2 separate regions of the Homo sapiens genome follow, and region 2 is linked to region 1. Evidence: read pairs that join two places in POLR2A ChIA-PET (ENCODE). Cell type or tissue: GM12878. All regions are shown on one strand. Links, peaks and the distances in the headings refer to the core of each region. The heading gives the core; the rest is flanking DNA. Region 1 overlaps LOC105376940 (a long non-coding RNA gene). Region 2 has its middle 45 kb from the start of MIR4790.

Region 1 (5,388 bases), core at 273-5,272:
ATCAAGCTACTTAGATTCTGCCATGTTTGTGACCTGGTTTCCATTTATAATATTTCTTTGCTGTTCCAGGGTCTCTGCCTTGATAGTCTGCAGTGCATCCCATGAACTCAGTATGGAGAAGTTGCCTTGTCCCCATCAATCCAATGGAGTCCATTCATGTCTCCAAACCTTGGCTTAATGATTGTATCCCTGCTGTCTGTTATAGGAACATTTTTCCCTGACCACCCTATCTGTCACCTCTTGTTAGACCTCCCTTTCACTAACCACAGCCTGAACTCTTACCTGCTGCCATACTCTCAGAAAATCATACCAAGCCTATTAGCTCAATTTCCTCTAGCTTCCATTACCAAAACCAGGGTTTTCAAATACATGGTCTCTTCTGGGAAATAAATCCCTTTGCCAACCTGGAAATGCCCAAGATGCCCTAGTTTCAAAATACAAACTCGAAATGTTTCAAAATATGCTTCAAATTGTTTTTCTTTTTTTTTTTTTTTTGAGACGGAGTCTCACTCTGTCACCAGGCTGGAGTACAGTAGTGTGATCTCGGCTCACTGCAATCTCTGCCTCCCAGGTTCAAGTGATTCTCCTGCCTCAACCTCCCAAGTAGCTGGAATTACAGGCACGTACCACCACACCCAGCTAATTTTTAAAAATATTTTTAGTACAGAAGGGGTTTCACCATGTTGGCCAGGATGGTCTTGATCTCCTGACCTTGTGATCTGCCTGCCTCAGCCTCCCAAAGTGCTGGGATTACAGGCGCCCAGACTCAAGTTCTTCTATCACATTTTAACAGTTTCTCTGCAGGTCAACCTGACATTCATTTGGACTCATCCAAAAAGAACAGCATGTTCCCTTTGATGTCTGCATTTTCCAGAATAAATGACTTTCTCTCCCTTAATTTCTACTTTTAGAATCTTAATGAGCATTGAGTTTTGGAGACAGTGACCTTGTTTTCAAGTGTAGGAATTAATTACTTTAAAAATGTCACTGTTTAAAGGAATATCAGCACCCTGTTCTCACTCATGAATTATCACCACATAAAATCTCACAAAGATTATATGAATCTCTTCCAACAAAATGGTTTGCCTTTTTATGTGCAGAGGATGGTCCTGGGACAATTGCAACAAAATCATTTGGGTGGGGAGAGGTGATTATTACAAATACATAATCCAGGTCCCCACTGCAGACCAACAAACCGGAATCTATAGGATCCTTAGAGCTGCTGCTGCTGCTTTATTTTTTTGAGGCAGTTTTACTCTGTCACCCAGGCTGGAGTGCAGTGGCTCAATCTTGGTTCACTGCAACCTCTGCCTCCTAGGCTCAAATGATTCTCCTGCCTCACCCTCTCGAGTAGCTGGGATTACAGGTGTACGCTACCATGCCCGCCTAATTTTTGTATTTTTAGCAGAGACAGGTTTTCACCATATTTGCCAGGCTGGTCTCGAACTCCTGACCTCAAGTGATCCACCGGCCTTGGCTTCCCAAACTGCTGGGATTACAAGTGTGAGCCACCATGCCCAGTGGAGTTTGCATTTTAAACAAGGTAGTCCAATTAGTCTTAGATACATTAAAGCTGAAAAAAAAAAAAACCACAACATTTTTCCTTGAGTACTGTCAGAAAAAAAAAAAAAAAAAAAAGCTGGCACCCTGTCATATATCTGTTTGTTTATGTACTATCCTGATATAGTAAGTGTGTTATAAATGATACCTCAAAAACGGAAATTTTAAAAGGGTAGAGAAAGGATATATATAAACAGAGTTATATTTGCTTGCCATATTACACAGGGGGTCATTCTGCATACCCCACAGGCTGTAAGCACTCTACTTTGAAAACTAATGTTTTATAGGATGCAGATTATTACGTTTACCTCTAAGATAGACGTGTTCTATTCTAGCAGAGAATAAATACTAGCTGAGATGGGTTACAGGATAAATCTTGTTGAAGGTGATAAGGGGAGATCTAGGTGCGAGGAACTTGAAGGAAGGATTCTGGGTGTGCAAGAGACAGTTTGAGGGCATTGAGACCCAACTTAGTGTGTGGGGGGAGTCAGAGGTGGCACAGGGAAGCAATTCTGAGAGGTGCATTGTTTCTGAAGGACAGGGGAGGGCCACCAGACTGCTTCTTGCAGAACTGAGAATTGTATGCTGTCTCATGTATATTCTCTCTCTTTCCTGTTCCCTGTATTGTGCTGCTCAAAGTGTCAGTGGTCAGAGGCCCAGGGCCAAACCACAAACTGTTGTCCCAGTGGCCCATGTCAAGATAAGTGTAGAAATCGAGAGCGTTTAGGCATTTTTAGAGCAATTTGCCCTTGCTGTGACATCTAGTAATTAGTATTTTTGTGTGTTGGCAGAAGTATTGGTCTGCTATAAATTGGACATTTAAAAATTTGTGAAATAAGCCAGACACAGAAAAATATTGCAGGATCTCATTTAGTGGAATGTAAAAAATAAATAAAAAAAAAAAAGTCAAACCACACATAGAGAATAAAACAATAGTTACCAGAATGTGGGGGAGGGGAAGAAACAGAAAGATGTAAGTCAAAGAATACAAAGTAGCAGATGTATAGGATGAAGAAGTAGAAAGAGCTAATGTAAAACATGAGGACTATAGTCGATAATGGTGTATTGTAGTCACGATTTCTGCTAAATGAGAAGATTAAAGGGGCTATTGCCCCGGGGTAAAAATGGGTATCTGTATGAAATAATGGATATGTTAATTTGTTCCACTATAATCATTTTACTACATATATAACATCATGTTGTATACTTTAAACATACACAATAAAATTTATTTAAAAAACATAGACTGTTTTTCTATAAAATTGTGAACTGGTCTTTAACTCTAGATAGTTTTTGAAGCACTGTTCCATATGATGCGTAGGCTGAATTCTCCCACCTTTGCTTCAGTCCTAGGGCCCAGGAGCTGCAATGGGCCATTCTCATCTGAAGGAATTGCCTCAGCTTGTTAGAGGACTGGCATGAAAGGAACAATCGTGATAGTGGGCATAACACATAAACCCTCTGGGACTCCCTTTGGTCATCCACAAATGGCAGTAAAGAGATGAGCGCCTCCTTGTTCTCACTCACAGGTGGGAATTGAACAATGAGAACACTTGGACACAGGGTAGGGAACATCACACACTGGAGCCTGTGGCAGGGCGGTGGGGTGGTCTGAGGGAGGGATAGCTTTAGGAGAAATACCTAATGGAAATGACGAGCTGATGGGTGCAGCAAACCAACATGGCACATGTATACCTATGCAACAAACCTGCATGTTGTGTACATGTACCCTAGAACTTAAAGTATTATAATAAAAAAAAAGAAATGAGCGCCTCCTTTACTGGATACAGCTGCTACTTTCTTAGGAAAGTTAGGCTTACAACTAAGGAGGCAGATATCCCAACTGTTAGCATCCAGGAGATGTTTAAAGAGCTTAATAGTCACATTTTTGTTGCACCACAGCCTGAGCTTCTAGAAGCTTCTTTTCCTGAATTTCTCCCTAATTACAACCTGCTTACCTGGCTACAGGGCAGAGAAGGCCAGGATGATAAAGCTATTGGGGTTGCTAAATTTAGAATCTAAGAGCATTGTGTCAGATCTCAGCTTGGTGACCTCCTAGCTAGTGACACAACTTCTCTGAACCTCAGCTTTTTAATTTTACAATGGGCATAGTGATTTCTATCTAAAACGTTTTAGTGGGGGAATAAATGTGTTTATTTTTATAAAGCACTTAGCTCTGTGAAAATCTGTAGAACATTTAAAGTGCATTGTACTGTCATTATCATGCTTTTTATTTATTCAGTAAATAGTTGAGCAAGTACAATCTGCTGGGAATTGTACTCATTCCTGAGGGAGCCATAATGAGAAATCAAGCATCATACTGTACCTAAGAAATTTATGATCTAGGTGACCTCAATACAACTCATTTCCAACACCTTCACGTTCCTAACGAGACTGTAAATCCTGTGTGGTCAGGAAACACATCTGATTCATCTCTGAATCTGCAGTGGGTAGCCTAGTGTGGGCCTGTGGAAAGTACTCAAGAAATTCACGTGGAACAGAATGCCATCATCTTCCAAGTCTTGGTTTGACTTGATACAAGGGTTTAAAAACAAGTGTTTATTTAGGAAATGATCCCAAGTAACAGCCATCGGGGTGTGGAGGAGTGTGAGAGAACAGGGAAAGGAGCCATTTAGGGATGTTTTATCTATAGCACACTAGAACCTAATCCTGTTGGGGACATCTTGGGAGATACAGCAGTGAGAGAGAACTGGAATATTTATCCATCAACTACCATTGGTTGAGAGCTTCTTGGGGAGGAACATTAATCTAGCATTTTTGCCCTGCCTTTATGGCTGCAGGAAAGTCTCTGGCACCAAATCACAGAGGCTGGCAGTTGAAAGTCAGCCTGCTTGCATGGCAATGGTAGGCACCATGAGGATATGGGTGGGACACACATCTTCACTCCATTTCTCAGCTCAAGTCTACCACCCGGGCCGGTTTTCCCAGATTCCCAGAAATCTGTCTTGCTCAGTGTTGTCCCCCTCCTCCACACTGGGAATATCCATAACACACTCATGCCTATACTTGTCTTCTCCCAGCACTCCAGCTTATACTGATTCTTTCTTCTTCTCAGTTCCTTGTTCATTTATTTATTAATATTTTTAAATAGCTCTCCCTTTGGCACAGACCCGCACAAAGTTATTTCAATGCTGTATGTGGGTGTCTCACCTTCCCACATCCGTGTGAACTCCTGAGGACAGATACCATGAGTTATTCATTTTCTGTTCTTGCCACATTGCCCACAACCAGAAAGTCTGCAAGAAATTAAACTTAGGGCTGAATTTAACTTTGCGATGAAAGACTGGTGATCTGTGCTTCTCAGCTTCTGCTTTTTCAGCCACATTTTCTGCTCTGACTTGACTAAGCTGACAATTTGCAATTTTATTGATTCTAAAGTATTTTGATGAGAATCATGACTGCCACAGCCACAGCGGGTAGCTGTCATTTATTCAGCACATATGTGCTTCGCATTGTGCACTTAATATATTCTCTCATGTGATCCTCATAACAAAGCTAGTGTCATCATTTTACCGATGGGAAAACCGAATCTAAATAATCAAATGACTTACCTAAGATCATATAATTAGCAGAAGGGCAATAATTTAAACTCAGGACTAACCTAGAATTCTAGACTTTTAACTATTGTACTATATGTCTCCCAAATATAAGAAACAGTAAGAAATACTGAAAATAACCAATTCATTATTTCATTCCCCTATCAGTTCAACTGTCCAACTAAGAAGTATCCAAATTCAGTGAGTTTATATTGTCTTTAGACTTTGTTAGTCAAGACAAATGAGACTTATTATTGGAGATGAAGTGCAG
Region 2 (5,388 bases), core at 291-5,290, 460 kb before region 1:
TAGTGAGTCCCCATCTCTACAAAAAATAAACAGACTTGTAGCTGGGCATTGTGGTGTGCACCTGCAGTCCCAGCTACTTGGGAGGCTAAGGCGGGAGGATTGTTTAAGCCCAGGAGTTTGAGGCTGTAGTGAGCTATGATTGTACCAATATACTCCAGTCTGGGCAAGACTCTGTCTCTTAAAAAAATTTAGGCATTCATCCATCATCACCTTTCTGTGATCTTTCTCCCCTGAATGTGATGATTTTATTAGTAGACCACTCCCTGCCTTCAAGCCTAGGATTAACTATCTCTTTGTGTCCTACATTACATAGTGCCTCTTCTTGTCACGATCTAAATAGAAGCTTTCCTTCTCTGCCACAGGCATGGATTATTTTGGTGCCTTCATTATTTTTCTGATAGATGAAAGTGGCCAGGGCTGAAAGTTCCAGACAGATCTATTTGTGTCCACTTCATCTTCCATTTCAAATTCTATTTATAAACACCACCATTCTCTTTACCTTCTAATTATGAACTGATTAAGGTCGAGTGCGTAAACGCGATACAGAGGGCACAATAGATCACTGAAACACGAGCTCGTTTACCTGGAGAGAGATTTCACTGGCTTTTATAATACAAAAAGAACAGGTACAATAAATTATAGCACTTCCTTGAAATTAAAATTTTTACTCAGAAACCAGAGGCACTAAGGAAAAGTCACCTGAAAAGCAATTACATGGTGATAAAATGTATGGACGTTTCATTGATGTTGGAAGTTGGACTCAGTTTGCCAGTTTAATTTGCAATTTGGGATTCTTCAAATGCATTGTGTGTGCCTTAGGCTTTGATGAGGGACTTCCTGTGAGTGTGCTGGCTCGCTGCAGGTCGCTGGTCTTTGCTTTTTGGGATGGTGTAGAGGTTTGCTTGACAAAATGCAATTATTTCTGTTGCAGAAAGTATAGCAAAGCGCCAACCAAAGCTAGAAATAATTATTCTATTTGAGGCTTTAATAGGAATATCAGATGTAGCTCTGACTTGTTAAACAACTTTTTAAAGGTAGTTAGGTTGGATTGGAGCCTGAGGGAGGATGGGGTAGAAGTGAAAACGAGCTACCTTGCCAATGTTAAAAAAAAAAAAAAAAAAAAGAAATCTGAGCTTTCTTAACAGCTTCCTTAGCTTGAGTCATTTATGTTCCCACTGTGGCTCCCTGTTTTCTCATCTGTAAAATGAAGGAGTGGGGCTGGATGATTTCTAAATTTATTTGAAGCTATTTCTTCCTAAGGCCATATATAGTCAGGTGTTCTGTTCAGTAGTTATCTAAGACAGTCCTCATTTTATTTGAATCGTGTTTAGATTGAGGAGGTGAAGGCAGGGACTGGTGTTTGGCTTTACCAAGCTAGGTTTGCATAGGTATGAGGTGGAATATCATTCGATCATGGGAGCATGGAACTTTCCAGTACCATGTACAGTAGCAATTGGGGATCTTGGGGAGTCATGAGCTGAGATCTAAATAGATTCACCCAGCTGGAGGGAATTTTCCAGGTAACACATTACCACTTCTTAAAAACTCAAGCCTCTTTATAGGCTGTGAAGGCAAATTATCAAATTCTTGATTATTTTGGGAATTGAATGAAAGCTCTCTGATGTTAAGGATCCCATGGGTCTTGATTATCACTGTTTCTTCTACCTGGCACTTGGTTGGTGCTTCATTGCTACTTGTTAATTTAATAAAAGGCTAAATGATTCAGTACAATAGACTTATGGAAGAAGAAGGAGGGCTTGGGTGTCTCCCTATTTTCCTTTTCATTTTAGTCCATTAATTTCTCTCTGTTACGGCTGTTAAGAAATCCTGGGACTGGCCGGGCACGGTGGCTCACGCCTGTAATCCCAGCACTTTGGGAGGTGAAGGTGGGTGGACCACCTGAGGTCAGGAGTTCGAGAGCAGCCTGGCCAAAATGGTGAAAACCGTCTCCACTAAAAATACAAAAACTACCTGGGCGTGGTGGCAGGTGCCTGTAATTCCAGCGACTCGGGATTCTGAGGCAGGAGATCACTTGAACCCGGGAGGCGGAAGTTGCAGTGAGCTGAGATGGCACCACTGCACTGGGCGACTGAGTGAGAAAAAAAAAAAAAAAAAAAAAAAAAAAGGAAATCTTGGAAATGCTTCGGTAGCCCAGAAAATTCTCATTTTTCTGAGGGAGAGAGTCAGCCAGTGCAGGGAGGTTCTCTTTGCAGTGCTATTAGATCTCTACATTTTCTCTCCATGATTCAGTTAGAAATGACGAGACATTCTGGGTTAGAAGTGAGCAACAGTCTAGGAATTGCAAGGATGTTACCCAATTTAGCCTTATTTCTGTTACCCACCTTCTCCTCTGTCCTTTCCCTTCCGAAACCTTCCCAGGAACTCCGGGCTACTCTACTCCAGGTGTTGCTAGAGCATCTCATAGCCATGGCATGCATTGCATTGTTGAATACTTACTTGCTCCCATGTCTAAATTCCTAGCTTCATCAAGAGCTTCCCCCAAATGGGATCTTAGCCTTTTCATTTTGTGTCCCTCTTAGCACAGTTCTTTTATCTATGTTTGCTAATAAAGAAAGTCCTTTAGAAATATTTGTGACTCTTTGATACATGAACAGGGAGGAAACAAGTCTTCAGTAAGCAGTGTTGATGTTTGGTATAATCTAACGTGTGCCTAGGACTAAGGGGCTGTATTGGAGGGGACAGGACAAGCGAGGAGTGGGGCTGGATGATTTACTACCCTTGAGCTTCTACTGTTTGTGGAAAGGTAAGAACCCTTTAAGTTCCTACCCTTAAGCTTCTTTCAGCTTTGCTAGAGTTGTAAGTTTAGATCTATAAAAAAACAGATTAAAATCAAGTATTAGGCTGTGTGGATACAAGCAGTTTAGCTGTTTTGCCATTTAGAGGAATCAAAGACAGTTAAGGATGACATCTTATTTTCTAAAGTGACTCTAATGTACCTTTAAAAACCCAGTATAGACACAATCACATTCTAGAAACAAATACTCTCAAAACAGCTGGCCAGTCAGCTTCTTGCCTATCTTAAATTCACAAATTGTGGGTTATTTATGGCCTCTGTCTGTTGGGTACTCTCACCCTTGACTTTATGTGACCACAAAGATGCATACATATCTTTCCATTTATTTCTAATTACCTGAGGCTTTGTTTTTAAGGTAAATGCACGGAGATTTCTTTTCTGCTGATGGGTTCCTGACTGACAGTCAGTATTGTGGAATTCCTGAAACTCCCCAGGCAAATACATTAGAAAATTACTTGATGGTTTGCATGACTAAACCATCACAAACAGATTCTCTTCCATATCTCTGTAGGTACATCTTACATCTTTGTAACTATGACATTCAAAATGTATTGAATGGTAGAATATGTCAACTACTAGTCTAGATGCTGAGAGTACAGTAGTGAGAACACACACACATGTGAGTGTGCATGTACATATGCATGCATGTACCTTCCTAGAGTTAACATTCTATTTGCAGGAAACAGGCAATCAATAATATAAACATGGTATGTAAACGATATAGGAGGTTAGAAGGTGATAAGGGATTTGGGGAAGCATGGGGCAGACCAAGGTGATTGGATGTGCCAATGGGGTGGGCGTTGGTTGCCATTTTACACAAGGTGGTCAGGATGGACCCCAGTGAGGTGACATTTGAGTCATCTTGAAATTATTATTGAAGGAGGAAAGGGAGAGGATCATGCAGGTAATTGGGGAGGAGCATTCCAGGCAGAGGGAACAGCCAGTGCAAAGGCCCTAAGATAGAAGCATGCCAAGCATGTATGAAGAAGCTCCCAAGGAACTCAGTGTGGCCAGAGTAAAGAGTAGGAGGAGATGATATTGGAGAAGGAATGGAGGTCACATTATATAGCTCCTTGAAGGCCATGGTAAATACCTCAATTTTGACTGTGAGTGAATAAATAGGTAAAGGGGACTCATTATTTTACTATCATATTTTTTAGGAGATAGTATTTAGCAGTCTCTTAGAAGACTAGCTATTGGCCTCAAAATGTAAATTTGTCTGCTTTGATTTGATCTGCAAGGACCTCTAAGGGCAGTCACTTGTCGGTATGATAAAATGATACAAGGGAAAAAGCCAGCCTGGGTATTACTCTCAGAGTCACTCCTGTCGGGGTCGTGGCTCATTTCTCTTTCAGTGTCCCCAGTGACCCTGACTGTAAAATGATCATGTTAGGCAAATCAGAAAGGGAAACATTTGTTTCATATGCCAACTCTAGTTCACTCATAATGGTTGCTCAAAGTACCCAGAGAAAGAGTCTGCAGTAAATTCTTTGTGATTGATTAGCAATGTCTAACCTGAGAACAGACCAGGAAGTGGTGGGGAGTGTGCTATGAGCTAAGAGGCCTTAGGGTGTGAAAATTCTGTCCTTTATAGTTGGTTTTTAAAAGAAAGGCTACAGAGTTTTGTGATTTTGAGTTACAGTTGTGTTCATCACAAAATGTGTGAAGACTTTGTAGCTACAAGAAAAAAATGTAAGAAATGAATTGGATAAAAGGAGCTTATATCCTTTTATGTGACAGTGCAAATTCTCATTCGTTATCATAAAACGTGAACTTTCCTTGATAGACCTTGTGATAAAAATAACACTTTTAGGCTCTTCCTCATAAATCAGTGAGATAGATTGGATGGGTATTTTCCTCGTTTTACAGGATATTGGAGCACAAAGCTATAACTAATTACCTAATTAAAAAATTAACCGTGTTTTACTAGTGTAATGGCCAAAACAGGATCTTTTTGAGAGTGAAAGAAGATGCTATAAAGAATTACTCCCAGACAACAGGTACCCAATGGGACTATCCATGGCAAATGGGGATGTTTGATCATCCTAGATTTATTTGAGGCCCTGTGATTGATGCTTGGATAAAGCAGAACTGGAACCCAGATGTTCCCGTTGGAAACCATTTCCTTTTATCCAAAATTCTGATGCATTAGACACAGTGTGGGATGATAATAATACTGGCAACTACCAGTTTTATGTGCTCATCATGGGCACAGTCATGTGCTACTCATTTTTTTCATGCTATTTTAATTTCAGTCTCACAGTTCAAGGTCAATATTCTCTCCCTATTTTATAGACATGGAAACCAAGGCTGAGAGATGTGAAGTGACTTGCCAAAGCCACAGAGCTCAGAAAGAATATCTCTCATTCAAGCCCAGCTCTGTGTAATCCAAAGTTCAAGTTCAACTACAAGTTTATTCATTAGAAATATTTATATTAAAACAATTTTTGTTTTTTGTTTTTTGAGATAGTCTTGCTCTGTCGCCCAGGCTGGAGTGCAGTGGTGTAAACTTGGCTCACTGCAACCTCCATCCCCCAGGTTCAAGGGATTCTCATGTCTCAGCCTCCCGGGTA

Evidence for each region. Peaks named below come from ENCODE experiments on the same cell type or tissue, not always from the same donor. Only the 100,000 strongest peaks of a DNase experiment are listed, where the experiment ranks them.
Region 2: POLR2A ChIA-PET joins it to region 1 with 7 read pairs; 2 of 35 experiments call an interaction of 5 or more read pairs at or near these places.

Annotation. Positions count from the first base shown.
Region 1 is chr3:5,752,628-5,758,015 of GRCh38, forward strand. LOC105376940 (a long non-coding RNA gene) reads left to right here. Exons shown (of 3, transcript XR_940572.3): 3 at 2,908-3,325. Among named protein-coding and RNA genes, the nearest start is that of MIR4790, 510 kb to the left of the region's middle. In GM12878, for the core only: no CTCF peak of the experiment used is centred there; DNase peaks (open chromatin) are centred at 2,204 and 4,824.
Region 2 is chr3:5,292,240-5,297,627 of GRCh38, forward strand. No RefSeq gene overlaps it. Among named protein-coding and RNA genes, the nearest start is that of MIR4790, 45 kb to the left of the region's middle. In GM12878, for the core only: no CTCF peak of the experiment used is centred there; no DNase peak of the experiment used is centred there.